Regions from separate parts of the Homo sapiens genome. Here region 1 is linked to region 2. A link is a loop called in an ENCODE intact Hi-C map of the cell type or tissue named here. Cell type or tissue: IMR-90. All regions are shown on one strand. Each heading gives the region's core, and the rest is flanking DNA. Links, peaks and the distances in the headings are about the cores only.

Region 1 (2,921 bases), core at 162-2,661, 310 kb after region 2:
CGTGGCCTACTGGTTCCTTCCTCTAATTCCCTTCATTATCAAGTGCCATTTGCCTTAATCTTGGGTTACTAGTAATGCTATCTGCGCTGTGCGTCTAAAGCCTCCAGAAAGATTGCTCAGGCATGGCCTAATAGCTTTTATCAGTTCACCCAGTGGCTCTTACACTTTGATACCTGAAACCTAGAGTTAACTGTGTAGGACCAAGCTCTTCTGAAGGAGTCAACTGCTCTCCTCTGTCAATAATGGCTGTTTATGCCAAAACAGCCAAGAGAACCTCCCCACCCCCTTCCCTCTGTCAAAGTGAAATGGAACCTAAGAATGGAAGCTAGTGGCTATTTTGCCATACCCCAACCAACTTGCTATTGCTTAATTCCATCTAATTATCAGCTGGGCGTCGTGGCTCATGCCTGTAATCCCATCACTTTGGTAGGCCGAGGCAGGAGGATCACTAGAGGTCAGGAGTTTGAGAACAGCCTGGCCAACATGGTGAAACCCTGTCTCTAATAAAGATAAAAAAATTAGCTGGGTATAGTGATGGGTGCCTATAATCCCAGCTACTGGGAGGCTGAGGCAGGAGAGTTGCTTGAACTTGGGAGGCAGCAGTTGCAGTGAGCTGAGATTGTGCCCCTGCACTCAAGTCTGGGCGACAGAGTGAGACTCTATCTTAAAAAAAAAGAAAATTTTTTTAAAAAAGAATAATTATAGAGAAATTACTGGATATGCTGTGCATTGCAACAAGATTAGACTCTTTCTCCTTTGTTTATATTTTAAGCTGTTATTTTTCTCACTAATATCTGTGTAGTATATTTGGCTGATAGTAAGATTGTTAGTCTGTTTCTGTTTATCTGAGGCATGGTTACCTTCCCTCCTTCTCTATAAAAAAAAGTTTTTTTAGGGAAATTTATTGTGAGCTTCTGTTTTCTTTTAAATAATACATAATTTTAAAATTCTATTTCCCAAACAGTGAAACGATTTGAAAACATTCACTTGACATTACAATTCATGTTACACAGAAAAGTGATAAAAATCATGAAATCAGTTTGCCCCCTTCTTTATGATAGATAAAACTGTAGTGTTAAAGAATACATGAGAAATACTAGTTTGATAAAAGCTCTAATAAACTTTATATTAAACAACCATGATTTTCCTTAAAAGTAATAGAGTTGAGGGACCCACATGCTTGAAAGTGAATACACTTTGGTGGTCCAAATGCCCGAATTTCAAGGTAGGGTGTGTATGCACCTGAATTCTGGGGCTTCCACTTACTAATTGTGTATCCTTAAATAGTTATTTAAGCTCTCGAAGACTTTATTTTTCTCATATATAAAATGTGCTGATGTTCCTAACTCACAGAATTTTCTAAGGACAAAAGGAGACACGTATGTAAAGTGCCTAATAAAATGTTGGGCACATAGCAGCCCAATGGTAGCAGCTGCTCCTGTTATTTTTGTTATTAACAAACAGAATGAAGGGAAACCAACCTAGAAGGTTAGATTTTCTAGGTTCCCTTCTGCTTAGATCAATTTAGGAAACGGCCCTCAGAGAGACTGTAATGTCTAGGCAGGAAACAGGCAGGGGGCTGACTTGGAGGAGCTGGACTGGGAAGGTAAATTCTATGCTGGGAGAGCCACAATCCCAAATTTCAGACTTACTTCTTTCTGCTATTTTGCAGCATCATGTGATGTGACCGTACTCTCTGTTTTGGATAGGTTACTTCACTGCAATTAATAATGTCACTTCATTTTTTATCAATGGAAACTTTATATACCTTAAGCATATGCTTGCAAGGAACAGAGAGTCTTTTTCTCTTCTTCTTTTCCTCTCTTCCTCTCTCCTCCATAGAAAGAATTTACTCCCCATATGGGGATCTTATAAAAGCTGAAAGGATTCAAGGTCAAAATAATACACTGAGTGGTTGAAAAGCTGTGTATACACCTTCATGTTCTCCTTCTTACCCTTTTGCATTTACAATAGCCCTTCTTACGAAGAAACAGAATTCATCTTTAATTTGCTTTATGCCATTTATCCTTTTATATTTGATTGGCTCAGTGATTTTCTTTACTTAAATGTAGCATTTATCAACCACAACTAGCAGTGCATGTTATAGTGTTAACAGAAAATTCCACAGGACCCTCTTCACACTAGGGAAGGGGACCATCTGCTACTTTCATATTAGGATGTCAGGATTTAGAGGTCAATGTGTTTCCTCATCAAGGCTGAAGGCTTTGGGAATCCGGGGAAGTGTCAGGCTCCAAGCAGCATAATGAATGACAGTTGCTGACTGGCTAGGCTAGCATGTTTTCAACAGGGGATATCGCTGTTCGGTATAATGTGCTGGGACTTAGTGTGCTAAAAACACCCAGCTTGGGTAGTGAGGCAGGCTGTGCCTTTTCCCCCCTGATTCTGAACTGCATTTTCATCTTGGAAGAAATTATATTGAGGTCTTCATTAGTGGCACCCAGCAGGGTGAAGGCTCCGTGAGGGCTGATAAGCACTATGGCTGAAAAACGATCAGCCTTTGTGCAGGCAGTTGAAGGTTTAAGTTGCCTGAACTGGAGAGAGTCTGAAGAGGCGATTATGTTAAGCAAGTAATGTGTATTGGTAACGTGGAATCAAATTATTAGGGTCAGTAACTTCCTGGCTTTCCCAGTGCATTAAATGAAGACATAATATTGCATTTGTGTCGGGTACTTCTTGATGCCACATAATGTCAGCACTGTCCGGTCGTCCGTACTTCACAGCATGTCACCTCTAATTTCATGGGATTATCTGCGCTGTTGCATTATTAGATACTCACGATCTTGAGCTTCCTTTGAACTCACAGCAGGGCAGTGCAAAGTCATTATTGTGAACACTTCTGTGCTTTCTTGTCTTATATACAAAATTATGGCCACATTTAGAAAGGTAGATATATCCCACTA
Region 2 (2,921 bases), core at 166-2,665:
GGCAAGGGATAAAAGACTACACATTGGGTACAGTGTACACTGCTGGGGTGGTGGGTGCACCAAAATCTCAGAAATCCCCACTAAAGACCTTATTCATATAACAAAACACCACTTGTTCCCCTCAAAACTTTTTTTTTTTTTTTTGAGACGGAGTCTCCCTCTGTTGCCCAGGCTGGAGTGCAGTGGCATAATCTCAGCTCACTGCAAGCTCCACCTCCTGGGTTCACACCATTCTCCTGCCTCAGCCTCCCGAGTAGCTGGGACTACAGGTGCCCGCCACCACGCCCAGATAATTTTTTTTTGTATTTTTAGTAGAGACGGGGTTTCACCTTGTTAGCCAGGATGGTCGTTCCACCCAAAACCTATTAAAAAATGTGTCTACGGCTAGATAATGCAAAGAGGCTCTAATAACAAACCAATGAAATATATTAAGGATTCAAGAGAATTTATGGTGTTACTTCTCCCATGGATATATTAATAGGAATAGGGTGTCTAATTTGGAATTTTAGGCAAAAGATGCTTTTGGACTGGGATAGAGGAAGATTCGCTACAACCCTTTTATTTCATGTAGGTGGCTACCTACTCAGCCCACCAATTAGATTGTCCCTGCTTTGGGTGTAATATTATAAGTCAGGCCAGGTTCTGTTTGGCTGTTCTCCTTCTAATCAGGCTCCAACTCAAATCTCTACCACTGTAGATTTGGTGCTCTCATAACTGGCTTTTAAACAATTGTGTCTAATTTCTTTTTCATTTTTACGTATACTCTTGATATATATCTTTGGCAAGTCAGTGAAAAATGTTTCTTTGTAAATTTGGCCAAAGTCTCTGCCTCAACTAAAGGGAATTGTTAGTCTAAAAAGACTTCTTATTTTTTTGATGGTGATCCCTTTTGGACAGAGCAGGTAACTCACCTGGAAGAATTTCAGAAAGATCAATGGAGCATATGCTAAAGGAACAAATCTATTGAAGCATACATCTACTATTTTTTTTTAGTTTTGGATTTGAAATCTCTCTTTTTCTAACTCTTTTCCCATGATCTCTGTTAAAACAGCTAGCTCTTCAAATCATTAGGAAACTTCATATTGGACTTTTATCTCAATGCTCAAGGCTAGAAGCTGCTGAAGGCTAGAAGCTGCTGAAGGCTAGAAGACAGTGTGTTTTATTTTAAGTTTATCTACATGGCCAATAGCAGGATGCTTTCTAACTGAACTAAATCCCTTTTGTCATTTATTTTTATGATAATAGTAAGATCTGTGAACATTTTGGAGTCTTTGGGATAAAAGAAAATATCATTTTTAACTTTCACTACACTTACCACTCGGGACCATGTATTGTTCATTTTCTCTTAAGAAATCACCCAAATAGATCAACTGCTCCATATGGCTTTGGAGAAATGGAAAATACTGATGGAAAAGGTGCTGGTGACCACAGCAATACACTTGCAATTGCCATTTAGATTATCCCTTTGTAATCCTCTGTTCCACCTCGCTGAGGCTGGTAATGTGAAAACCAAACCAAGTGCCCCCAGTGCATAGCAGAGGGATTGCTGAGCTCCTTGCACCAACCCCATTGCCTCACTCAATCCTTCTCATGTGGATGTGATCTTTTTATGGGCACAGAGTGCCACTCGGGGGCTCCTCATCCCTTCTTTATTTTCTGAGGCAGTGCAGATGTGGCATCAGCATTTGCTCTCGTCTTTCTTGTTGGAAAGACATTTGCTGTTGTAGGATACTGTGCTTAGTTCCTGCTAGTAAGTGGCCTAAACACTTGCTACTCAAAGCGAGGTCCCTAGATGAGCAGAATCAGTATCACCTGGAGGCTAGTCAGAAATGCAGAATACCAGACTCTATCCCAGACCCAGGGAATCAGAATCTGTATTTTAATAAGATCCCTGGTAATTGATACTCACATTAAAGTTTAAGTTGGAGAAGCACAGCTTTATGTTGCTTCATTTATTCAGCTTCGGTTGCCAGAGAAGACTCACAGAGAAGTGCCACAGACATTACATTTCTGATTTGTTCCCTGGCCCTTGTGTCCTCAGGTAGGAAAGTGCGGTGGTCTACGTTCTGTCCTAGTTTGACAAGGTAAACCTTTCGATTTTGTGTTTAGGTGTTCTTTCATGCTTAATAGTTGATCTTTGGGAAAAGAAATCAATATTTGCCCACAAGTCATTCATTTTTGGGCCTGTTTCAAAAGAAGAAAAGGGTTGATGAATATTCTTAGCATCTGCCACAGCTTTTATAAAGCTGCAAATCTTTTAGGTCAGCAGAGACTCTGTGATGACTACTAAAGTGTACAAATACTGTTTGAAAAGGCACTGCAAAAAATTTTTACCTAAGGCATGCTGCTTTTTCCTTCAGTGAAGCAGCCAACACAAAGACCACTGGGGCAAGTCTTCAAAGGGGGAGCTTCTCTGCAGAAAGTGGCTCAGTGGGATTTACAACAAAGGACTTCTCAAGATCAACAGCACTTTGCTGACATTGGAGTGGATTGGAGGATTGAAAATAGGATTAAAACAAAATTAAGACACAATAGCAATAGTGGAGAGATCCCGTGGGGCCTGTAATGGGGTCCTGTGGAAGAAGAGGAATAATCGAGCAGTTTTCCTGAGATTCTAATAGGAAGCTGTTGAAGTTGATAAACTGAAGTAGTGTTTCTTTCTTGCATGCTTGAAAATAATTATGATTTCCCCCCATAGATACCAGTACATATAATGTCTGTATGTGACATATTTCTAAGACGTTTTAAAATAGTTGAATTGATTAGCTGTTATTATATGCTTGAGTAAATATAGTTCCTTAAATTCAACTATTTTTGCAGCTCTCCAGTTCAGTTAATATAATTTACATATGTAGACCCAGACACTGACTCTTTAAGCAAATGAAATGACAACATGAGATGGCTCATTTAAGACTGGTTTT

What was found. Peaks named below come from ENCODE experiments on the same cell type or tissue, not always from the same donor. Only the 100,000 strongest peaks of a DNase experiment are listed, where the experiment ranks them.
Region 1: it touches region 2 in a loop (3-fold over the local background); 6 of 110 quality-filtered maps call a loop at or near these places.

Annotation. Positions count from the first base shown.
Region 1 is chr4:138,185,827-138,188,747 of GRCh38, reverse strand. The region is part of intron 6 of SLC7A11 (solute carrier family 7 member 11); the gene reads left to right. Among named protein-coding and RNA genes, the nearest start is that of SLC7A11, 55 kb to the left of the region's middle. In IMR-90, for the core only: no CTCF peak of the experiment used is centred there; no DNase peak of the experiment used is centred there; H3K27ac peaks cover 125 bases.
Region 2 is chr4:138,493,800-138,496,720 of GRCh38, reverse strand. No RefSeq gene overlaps it. Among named protein-coding and RNA genes, the nearest start is that of LINC00498, 180 kb to the right of the region's middle. In IMR-90, for the core only: a CTCF peak has its summit at 1,611; no DNase peak of the experiment used is centred there.